Regions from separate parts of the Homo sapiens genome. Here region 2 is linked to region 1. A link is a contact called in ENCODE Hi-C data. All regions are on one chromosome and are shown on one strand. The core of a region is the stretch at or near the end of the contact, and the rest is flanking DNA. Distances in the headings are between cores, read along the strand shown. Region 1 overlaps EBF1 (EBF transcription factor 1). Region 2 overlaps LINC01845 (long intergenic non-protein coding RNA 1845).

Evidence for each region. Hi-C counts contacts between places; a loop is a spot of excess contacts on that map. Pooled maps may share reads with other maps.
Region 2: a map with no recorded cell type shows a loop between it and region 1 (2.2-fold over the local background). The contact joins two enhancer-like sites. A Hi-C loop is called at or near these places in 3 of 37 single-sample maps with no recorded cell type and 1 of 50 pooled maps.

What each region holds. Positions count from the first base shown.
Region 1 is chr5:158,774,029-158,779,627 of GRCh38, reverse strand. It overlaps EBF1 (EBF transcription factor 1), which reads left to right. Exons shown (of 16, transcript NM_024007.5): 10 at 2,089-2,215. Among named protein-coding and RNA genes, the nearest start is that of EBF1, 320 kb to the left of the region's middle. Within about 2 kb of position 4,252, at least 11 of the 41 ENCODE cell types and tissues checked have a DNase peak (open chromatin) inside an H3K27ac peak, as active enhancers do.
Region 2 is chr5:159,448,616-159,454,467 of GRCh38, reverse strand. LINC01845 (long intergenic non-protein coding RNA 1845) reads left to right here. Exons shown (of 7, transcript NR_027110.2): 5 at 937-1,079; 6 at 1,675-1,886; 7 at 5,012-5,852. Among named protein-coding and RNA genes, the nearest start is that of LINC01845, 15 kb to the left of the region's middle. Within about 2 kb of position 3,112, at least 8 of the 41 ENCODE cell types and tissues checked have a DNase peak (open chromatin) inside an H3K27ac peak, as active enhancers do.

The sequences.
Region 1 (5,599 bases), core at 3,003-5,502:
TATCAGTATTATTGTGAGTTAATGGTACTCTATATCCCAAGTACGTGTTAAAATTAGAAGCATACCTTCTATTTGAAATATAACAACATGGAACATCCTTTACCACCAAAAGCATGGCAAAGCTCCAGGCAATAAATGAAAAATGGAGAGAGCATAGGTACAGAAAACACACACACAAAGTCTTTGGATCAGAAAAAAACTGAGTTTGTTACTACCTTTAAAAAGCTTCTATATGAACAATTTTTTTCTCTATGATTACAAAGGAAGTGTTTGTCCCGTGACTTTTTTGAACTGCATCAGTGTTGCCTTTTGCTCTGACTTGCTATGACAAGGGTAAAGTTGCTTATGCAACAACTTAATTTTAAGATTCTGTTTTCTCACCTGAAAAAAAAAAGGATAAAAATACAGTCATTGTTCTGACCAAATTAGTGTTTGTATGTAAAATATCCAGCAATGTGGTAGATACCTCCTGGGTACTCTACAAGTTTTAGTTCCCAACATTGCAGTAACAGTGTCTCAACAATTAACATGCTCTTGATTTGGGGAAGATCATCTTTCACTGCCCTTCAGAGCCTCTTTCTTCTTATTCTCTCTACATTATTAAACTCGATTTCCTGATTTCCATGCTCACAGATTACAAGAGCAAATTAGAAGGTGCTAAGAACAACAGGAAAAAAAAAGACAAAGAAGCGGAATAAAAGAGAAATAATTTCAAAATCTTAGAAACCTGGAGCCATTTAGTACAGGGATAAATAGTTCTTCATACCTCAACAGTCATTTAGGGCTTTTTTATATTACAAGATATAATACAGGGTATTTGTAATTGCTAAGTTAAAATGGTTTTTATGCAGATATGACTTTTTCTTGTTTCAAGAAGGAACATTTGATATAAATTACTTGTGGGCTTTAGCAATAACAACTTTCTCAAATTATTTTCCCTAGGACTTGGTGTTAGAACAGTTTATCCAGTCAGGGACCCATTGGCCGCATCCAGCCTCTCATGGTGTTATCTGTGATTCTCTGGGCAAAACACTCAAACTGGGCCTGGTTTGCACATTGATATAAGAGCCCTTTCTAAGTTATCCCCATGAGAACAGAACAAGCATGTTAGTTTAAACTCATGTATACTGTATAAATTATCCACTGTATGCAGTGGACTCAATACCACAAATATTGAGCTAACTGCATCTGAAAGGAGTCAAAGAGTAGACAATTGCAGAATCCCATAGAAAGAGAACATGTAGAATCCAGCACCATCAGAGGTCAACCAGTCAAATACCAGGGCTGGATTTTTCAAAGAACCAGATAATGCCAGTTTTATGGCCATTAATAACATTTTAGTTATGTAAACAAAGATAAGAGTAATACAAAATAAATTCTGCTTCATGGTGTAATCTGATTGCCAACAGAGTTCAGAAATGAACTTTCTCATTGTGCACGTGGCATTGCATAATGGACCAGTGATCATTCCGCAGCCTCCCCAGCCTTCCCTTTCCCTTTCCCTTTTATGGAGAGTCCTTAGTTCTGCTAGATCCATAAGCTATTCCAGGGAGGCAGATTCTTTGCTTTCCCCTGTAAAGCTCTTTGATTGTGCCTCTGGTAGTTAATACACCAAATGGTCTTCAGGGGTACTTCATACGTGCACTCCGCAGCTAATCACAGTGCCTTGGCCTGCTGTTTCCCTACCTCTGTGTTTTCCACATGTTGACAGGCTCAGTTCAAACACCAGGCCCATCAGCTTCTGGAGAGTCACGGCAAAGCTCGGCTCTGATTTGGGTGTCTGCTTCAGAGATTTTCCAAAGGATATCCTGTAGTAGATAAATCATTTCATTAGGCCAGGTTCCCTGTTCAAACCAGGAAGCAGAGGGCCTGCCATGTAGGAAAACCCAGATAATATTGTTATGGCTGTACTCAGAGCATTTGTAAATATTGTTGTCAGTGTCTTTCACGCAGGTTCCATCAAGATTGGATTTAAACATAGACAGGTTAATTATGTGTTTTAAAGCTTTGTTTATGGAGAGCTATTAGGAAGACTGTGAAGTTTTAACTATTGCAATGACAATTTTTCCCCCCAAATGTCTCCTCCAGTTGATCACTCCTCATGCCATCCGTGTGCAGACCCCTCCTCGGCACATCCCTGGTGTTGTGGAAGTCACACTGTCCTACAAATCTAAGCAGTTCTGCAAAGGAACACCAGGCAGATTCATTTATACAGGTAAGAACCACAGCACATGGTGAGCACAGAACTGCCGTGGTCTTGTGGGGTCTTTCCCCTTATCTTGTCTGTATAAAAGCATGTATTTTATTTTAAAATCTAGTTAAAGCCTGCTTTCTTTCTTCATTTTACCATATGTATGACCAAACATGGTGCTTTTATTATTGTATTAAGAATTCTTCTAGGTGTCCATGTTGAATGGCGCGTTCTGTTGAAATAACTGGTTGGATACCTAAAGATGCCACATGAAAAATAAGAGAAGGGGAAAGAGGTGTAGCTAGTCCTGAGTTTCTGGATGTTAAGCCACCTTGTTAGGGTTTGTTGGCTTTATGGAGTAGGTTTGTGCTTTCATGAACAGTACGTCTTTCCTCTAGCCTGTTCACGGCACTTGTATTACATACAATTGGTAGTTTTCATATTTAATTCTGGGTTGGTGCCTTCTTTCCAAGTATGCTGCATTTTTGTCCTCCCAAAACAGCCTTGGCACATGGATCCGCCTTGCGGCAAGAAGCTAGGGTTTCAGAGTGAATGTGAATTCCCTCCCATCAGACAGAGAGAACCAGGCAGCATCTCTGTGGAATGACATCAAGTATAAAGGCTGAGTGCCCAATGTGTACGCTAAGAGATCCCTAGATTGTGAAGTGCAAACCAAATACCCAGGGATCTTTTACAATTCACATTCTGCTACAGTAGGTCTAGGTAGAACCTGAGATCCTGTTTCTTAAGCAATCCCAGGTGAGGCTGATGCTGCTGCTCAAAGAACCACAGGTGGAGTGCGGTTCTGGGCCCTCTGCTTAGTGTCAGTCATCCTTGGATAGTGGTAGCTGTCTCCACGAACTAGTCCCAGGTTTCCTTTTCCATTCAGTAAAAGACCACAAGACCAGATTAAGTACAGAGCGGAAGTTGCTTTCACACAAAGAGATAACAGAGCAGTGAAGGGATAACAGTTAACAAATTGTAATTATAACCATACAATTAAGTGGACGAATTTTATTTTTCTGTGACATTTTACTTCAGAGCATCTTTCCCTTGTATTTCAATATTAGAAGTAAAACCAAACATACTTCTTAGTCACCCAGTTTCTCTCTCTCTCTCTCTCTCTCGAAATTATAAAAACAATTAATGCATCCTGACCCTTGGAAATGCCTCCCAGCCCTTTAAACAAAATGCAGGTTTGGTGCCTGCCTGACGATTAGTTTTAGTTAACTGAAAATTATAGGATTGACCCAAGAGGAAAATTTTGTTTGCACTCCAATCACTTTTACAAATTAAGGAAAATTACCACAATTTTGTTTAGCTAAGGTTTCACACTGAGTTCAAGAAATTAGCTCAGCCATCCCAACAAAGTCAGCACTTTGTTAGTGAGCACTTGAAAAAATAATAGTCTTTCTGGAGTTTTGTGGTGTATACAAACGAAGCGTAGAGAAAGCTATGATGCTTTATAGAAGTAGGCCAAGTGTTTTTAATTAGGCTCATTGGTTCAGCGTAAGTTTTGAAGAATAATCAAACTAGCAGATTAGCTGTTTCTTTTAAAGCTAGGATTTCTTGCCATTCATTTTTCCCATGAGAACTTCCACATAGCAGTGTGTGTGTGTGTGTGTGTGTGTGTGTGTGTGTGTGTGTGTGTGTCTGTGTGCATGTGTGTGTGTGTGTGTGTGTGTGTGTGTTTTACAAGTCTCATTATGGGGCTGCAGGAAAAGGACCAATTGAAACTTCTGATACTGTAACATTCCCCAGCATCATTCCAATGGATGGGAGTTTTTCACAATGTTCCCCCACTGAACTCGGTGTTCTGGAACATATTTCAAAACCACAGAGGCCAAATGTTTTCTCTGAGAAGTTTGGACTCTGTTTTTGGCCGAAAACATTAGGCCTCGCTGGCTGCTTATTTACTCAGCTATTAAGAACAAGAAAAGGAGAAGAAAAAGAAGAAAATGCTTGTGTGGTGGGAGGTACAGGAGGCAATCAGGCATGGTTTCCGCTTTGGTGACAACGTCCCTGCCCATTAATGGTTCCATTTTGTGGTCAGGTCTCATTTAGAAGAAATTATTTTTAATCAGTCTTCAACAAAATATCCCCTAGAGCCACCTGGCCATAAAAGTTAGAAAAAAAAATCACCCTCATTAAATTACTTAAGTTCTCAAGAGAAAAGAGCTAGGGATCCATCATTATTTGGAGTTTTTTTAAACACTAAAAAAAAAAATTGCCATCAGTTTAAGAAATCACATCTTAGAAAATCTATATCACACTGGAATTAAGAAAAAAGTGTTGGATTTTCAAGCCTAGAAAAGTAGTTAAGGGTAAGAGCAATAAGTTGGCGCATATGCACATGTATACATCTGTGGGAAATTTAAGGTATGAAAAAATGCTTCTGGTGATCTGGCCTCAAACTGTGGGCACCAGACAAGAAGCCTTTTTTTTTTTTTTTAAATATTCTAGAAGAGAGTTCTAACCTCTCCCCATATCGGAAAAATAAAAATCTGAAGAAATTGGCACAATGATTTCCCCTCTGGTATAGTTACTTGGCTGTTAACAGTTATTGTGACATCACATCATTTCTGATGAAAGGGAATCTGTGTTCATTGGTGACCTACACATGGACCTTTTGATCATTAGCATTAAATGCCTCTACCATGCGTTGCTTGTTCATGGCTGGGGCTACTGGCCTCTGTGATTTACTCAGTTTACCTCTGCTGTCACCACTTAATAGTAAGGGTATAGAGATGGCTCATAAAACCTCTCTGTTCTTTGTATCCAAACAACTGCTCAGATCATTGCAAATGTACGGCCCCCTCCTTTGTCCACCCACAGAAGTTCACACTTCATTTTCTTTAACATCCATAGTATTTCAAGATGTGAGGCTTGGTTTTCTGGATTGGGTGAGCTAACCCTCTTATTTGTTAGTGAAATATCACTTGGAATTTTTCCCTTGAAAAATATTATTGAGCTGAAAAGTAACACCCCAAACTAAGGCCTTATTGCTGTTTTTAAAGTATGCAAGAGAGAGTTGGCATTTGTAGATGTAAATGTCTCTAAAAGTCCATAACATTAAAAAAAAAGAAAAAAGGCAGGAACAGCATGGCCTAATCTATACTAATAAAGGCAGACCTTTTGGGGAGGGAAGAATCTGACCAAGCACAGATTGCCTGCAAGCTGGCTCCCCTTGTAAGGATGGTAAGCAAGCGTACATCTCTCCCTCATTGGTTCTTCAGACCAGAGACGCACGAGGAATCCATAGCTGCTAATGTGCCATGCCCTTGTGTTTGTCCAATCAGAGTCACAGACTCTGGAAAGTGAATCCTGACTGGATTAGAAGCAGAAAAGCTCAATAGCACTTTCTAGATCTTACTTTATTGTGTCCAGTTATTCTTATGTAAATGTAGG
Region 2 (5,852 bases), core at 1,863-4,362, 680 kb before region 1:
CCAAAGGGCTCCCAAAGAATGGTCAGGTGAGGACATCAGACATATGTGCCCATTCACGTTCCAAGCTCCATTACACATCATTGATAATCAGATGCAGGGATAGGTTCTGGGCATACAGCAATGACAAGTCAGATACAGTCCTTAACTTCCATGAGGCATATGCTCTGCATGCCTAATCCTTCAGCAGATATGACAAACTAGGATGAGCATTGTGATGGGGCAGTGCAATGGTCTGGGAAGGCATATAGCAGAGGAATGCAATTTGGAACATCCTGGATATTTTCCATTTAGCCACTCCCAGATCCACTTTCCACCTATTTCTATCCTTTTTTATACCCCCAGGAGGATCACATTTATGGATCCTTTGGTCCACTGGATCTTTGATCCACTGGCTCCCAGCTAGGTTCAACCAGTGGAGGCACTGGCAGGAGATTGGAGAGAAGAAGGAGGAGAACAAGATGGAGACATTTATTTGCCCAGCTCCCTCCCTGATAGGTGGCTATAGATTGGCTGCCTCCCTCTGCATGAGGCCACAGGTCCCCTGAGTTGCCCTGTCCTACATCCCTACAGCTACCACCACCTGGCCCCAGTAAGTGCTCCCTTCCTGCCTGTTCTAGCTTAGCAGGGGAGTGGCTGCCAGACCTTCTTAGCTCGTACTTTTCTTGTCAGATTCCCTTAAATCTGCCCACACCTTCAGGAAAGCCCTTTTATTTACTTTGTTTGAGTGAACCATGTTTCCTATAGGGGGAAGTAAGGTTTACCTAGGAAGTGACATAAAAGCAGATACATATAATTTAAGCAAAAATAGCAGACGGTAATGCACGAGGCGACCTGCAGAGCAATTAGTCCCAAAAGTAACTACCATGTGTGTTCTGTCAAAGAACTTTCATTCCCAGTCTTATTAATTCAATATTGTAAATGATATGTTAAAAATAGTGGGGGAATGCCGAAGAAACACTCAGAGTTAATGAGATGAATCCCCCTACATGAGCATTGTGGGATGTCTGCCCAACCCACACAGCCAAGATATGCTCCTTCAGGTGTGTCCTGCCCACCGACCACAGCTGACTGAACCACAGGTAGGCAGACACCAGGCCTAAGCTGGGCCAATGAGTTCCTCCCTTTTTGGGGACTGCGACTCAAGCACGTTCCTCCTTCTCTGCCGCCCACTTCTGAGGATAAGCAGAGGCCAGAGTTCCGGGTCCCACTTGCCATCACTGCACACAAACGTGCAGCAGCAGTCCATTGAGCATGTATGGTCCTCACTTATTTGTGTGTTTTTAACTGAGTCTCCTGGCAGATGGCAATTACAATATTTCTTGAAGGGGCAGCTTTTCTAATTGGTGCAATTGGGCCATGGGCAGGGCTGGGTATCCTCATGTCATACGTCCACCAATGCAGTGAAAGCCAGTCCAGAGAGAGAAGAGATGAGGTAGACATTCAGAGGAGCCAGAGATGAGAGACTGTGGCACCCAAAGTGAGAAGCTGTGAGAGCACGTCCCCAAGGCGCCTGTGCCACTTCCGGTCCAATCAGCCATTTCCACCCCTGGCTTCCCTAAGCTGCCTCTTACAATCAGTTCCCATAATTTGCTGAGGCGAGTTTGAGGAACTTTCTATTACTCGTCTAGGGGGATAACATTTCTAAGCTATTAACCAATGTGCTCTTTATTCTAGAATTTCCTTTTACCCCGGGCTGCTCCCCTTTTTGTGTTCAGCCCAGCAGTCTGCCTTCATTCCCTCAAGGAAGAGCTGACATAAAAGAAAGCAAAGGGGTGGCAAAAAAAAGAAGTTAATGATTAACCTTGAGCTTCAAGAGCTTAAGCATAGGCAAATAGGAAGGCTTCGTGCACATACAACATATTTGAGAGAATATGAGTGGAGTAAAGGTAAGGCGTCCTATTCCCAGAATGGAAAGACGTCCCTAGGCTGGAGAGTAAGGGGGCGGGGAGAATACAGACCAATTAGGACCTAATTTGTAGGACTCAAGGACAAGGTGGGAAAGCGTCTAGAGATGGCTCAGGCTCTGCTTGAGTCAGCACTGTCCTTCCATATTGCCCAGGAGCTATGCAGACCACTGGAGACACACCAGGGTCCATTCCACTGAGCACCATATGTTTCCTGAGCTAAGGCACCTGGGAAAATCCCCCCACCATGGGAGCCAGCACCTCACCACTGACTGCAGAAATGAGGTCCATCAGACTCTGGTACTTTCTTCAGTCCACTCTGAGCCACCCACCTTCTGTGGCACCCACCAACCAGAGTGACCACTTCAGCAAGCACTGTACATAGTATCGCCAGAGTAGCAGGATCAAGTGATGCGGCCACTTAGAGAACTTGTAGTTCAGCAAGAAATGAGACTTGATAAAAATATCATTTTATCTTTGTGGGCAAGCTGAGAAAATGAGGGTAAGATGGCAGCACATTTGGGGGAATTGGGAACCATCCGAACAACCGATGTGCTTGAAGCCTGATTAATTATGCCAGGGTCCACTTCGAAAGCAGTCTCTGTCCTCAGTCCTCAACTCTGTCCTATTCAGGTGGCAGCTAATCAAAGTAGAGGCCATTTCCTGACTCAGCAGAAAAGAGAGTCATGATCAGCTGCAAGGTCTGCCACGGCTCAGACGTGGCACCCGGCACACGCTCCTGCCATTTGCTTTCTCTGCCCTCTACCACAGCATCCCTGCCACACCTCTTTTCCTCCTGAGCAAGGACCACCCAGAAGTCACTCTATGGCTTACTTTTTGTGTTGTGAGTACCAGTAAGCCACTCAAATGGACTACAGAAATAAAGGAAAGGTATATTAAAAGGATACAGGGTGTCTCCGAGAACCCTGGAGAGGAGCTCATCTGGATTCTTTCCTAGGCACACTACCACAATGAGCAAAATCTAATAAACTAAACAATTCTGCAGTTGGATTTTTTAAAACTCCAATTGCACCAATCCTAGATGGGAAGGAATGCAGCTTGATGCTAGCACATGTGATAAAAACACTTAGGATTTTGACTGCCAGCTCAGAATGAGTCAACAATGTGATGTGACTGCCAAAAAAGCCAGTGTAATCTCGGGCTGCACTAAACAGAGAGGAGTGATGGTGCGGCCTTCAGTTCAGAGAATCATGTATCAAGGCCCAGTGAACAGAGAAGGGCGGCCAAGGAGGACTCAGAATCATGCCGTATGGGGGAAAATAATGGGAGTACCTGGGATATTGCCGTCTGGCCTCCTTTTCAGGGATTGGTGGGAATGTTCTGGACCTGAGCTTACCAGTAAAGAGTCTAGGGTTAGACTGCCTGAATTGAAACCCCAACCCAGCTACTTACTAGCTTTTTCCTACATGCCAAGAATGAGATATTTATTCCTCATCACTACCTTCTGAAGAAATACCATCTTCATCCCTATCATACAGATGAGAAAACTGAGGCACAGAGAGGTTCAGTAGCTTGCCAAAGGTCACACTGCAAGCAAATTGAAGAAATATCCTTTGAATGCAAGGAGAGTGTACTTTCTTTGTTCTTCCCCTAAGCAGCTATACAACCTTGAATCTTGTCACTTCTCACTATACTTCAGTTAGCCCTAGGGCTACGTGACCAAGTACCCCAAAACATAGAGGCTTCAAGCAAAAATTCTTATTTGTTCACAGATCTGCAATCTGGGCAAGACTTGGTGGGGACAGCTCATCTCTGCTCTACTGGGATCAGCTGGGGTGGCTCAAAGGTGGGGTTGGAAGCCTCACTCACTCTCCATTTGGTACCAAACATCTGGAGGCTAGAACAGCAGAGGATCCTTGGACATCACTCTCTGTGGTGTCTCTCCACATGCTCTCTCCAGCACAGCACCTGCAGGGTAACCAAACATTTCACAAGTTGGCTTGTGGCTCCCTGGCATACATCCTGAGACAGACTGAGAGAGCCAGGTAGACGCTTTCATGTCCTAGCCTCAGAAGTCACATCGTGTGACTTCTATCACATCCTTAGTACAATCGGAATAACCACAGTGCTTCCCTGTAAGGACGAATTGAGACAATGCAGGTAAAATGCTTAGCACATTGTCTGGAAGCTGATGAAGATTCTATAAATGTCAGCTGTTGTTATTTTAAAAGTGGCTCAAAAAAGACATCTTAAAAAGACAAATCTGCTACTACTACCAAAAACATGCGTCACGCACCCTTAAGCCCAGCAAATACCTTTTGTCCACTGGTGTCTTTCCTTGCCCCATGTAGTCAGACACTGAAGCTCGCTGCTCTGGGAAGTCACACCTCACCCTCTCGTCCCATCCCTCTGATAAACAAGGCCGGTACTTGGAACTGCCTGGGTTGTGCTTCCCAGGAGGGGTACCTTCGCTGACTCAGCTGGGAAGGCATCCAGTGACTCATCAACTATCAAAAATTGATTAAACATCCTCAGGTCTTGGGAAGGGAGAAAATGCCCAGGAGACCCAAGATCCTCTCTTACCCCAGGACCCCAGTGGTTCCTCAGAGAGGAAAACCTGGGCTTGAAGATTAACTGGGCCTTCATATGAGCGGAGGTGTTAGTCATTCTGGGCACATACACGTCTCCAGCATTAGTAAGAAGAGTTGCCAGCTCCCTTCTGAATATTCAAACTCATGGCTAGCCCCCCTCCCGCATCCATTCCCATGGCTTCAACTACCATCCAAGCTAATGAGTCCTAAATCCATATCTCCAACCCAGAATTATTTCAGGAGCTTGAGACCTGCCCCACTCAGATGTCCCAAAGGGCCCTGAAACTCAGCATGCCCCCCTAATGTTGGACTCACCTCCTTTCCCTCACCCAGACCACGACTCTCAGTGAAGATTTCCATGGTGCACCCAGTGGCCCAAACCAGAAATCCAGCTTACCTTGACACTCCCCTGCTCTGCCCCTCAGGAGTGACCCATCACAGGTTCTGCAGTTTCTACCTCCTAATCTCCCTCTGCCAAGAATTTTCTTAGACAACATCCTCATAGCTTCTGAACCCAACTCTATCCTTCTCCAATTTTCCCCTCGCTGCTGTAAGATCTCTGCCAAATGTAAACATGAGCATCGCCGCTCTGTGTAAGACTCTTCAGTGACTCCCCCTTGCCTTCCAGATAAAGTCCATGTTTCTTAACATGGTTCCAAGGCCTTGCTTGATCCAGTGACTATGCATCCATTACAGGCTGAATTGTGTCCCATAAAATTCATACATTGAAGCCCCAGCCTCCAGTAATTCAGAACATGACTGTATTTGTAGATAGAGTCTTTAACGAGGTAATTAAGTTAAAATGAGGTCATGTGTGGGGGCCCTTAATTCAATATGCCTGACGTCTTTATACAAAAAGGAGATAAGGACACAGACACGAACAGAGGGAAGCCCATGTGAAGGCAAAGAGGAAAATGGCCATTACCACCCAAGGAGAGAGGCCTCAGGAGAAACCAACCCAGCTAACACCTGGATCTCAAACTTCCTGCCTCCAGAATGATGAGAACATACATTTCTGTTGTTTTAACCACCCAGTCGGTGATACTTTGCTCTGGCAGCCCTAGCATCTCTCTCCTTCACCTCCCTAAACCGCCCTCCCCAGGTTATGACACTCTAGCTGTGTGCTCAATGCCCTCTCCACTCCAGGCTGGCCCCACTCTCACCTGGGCATCTACATTGCTCCCACCACTCTTCATCCAGCTAACTCCTTCCTCCATGAAGCCATCCCTGACCTTTAAGTATCTCCTAAGATACCCGCTTCCTTCCCCTCTCAGAGCCCCATGTTACGACTACCCATTTACTCTGTGTCAATACCACACTGTGTGCTACATTAGAACAGGGGCCATATGTATCTTGCTCACATCTGTGCCTAGAACAGTGTCTGGTACCTACAAGT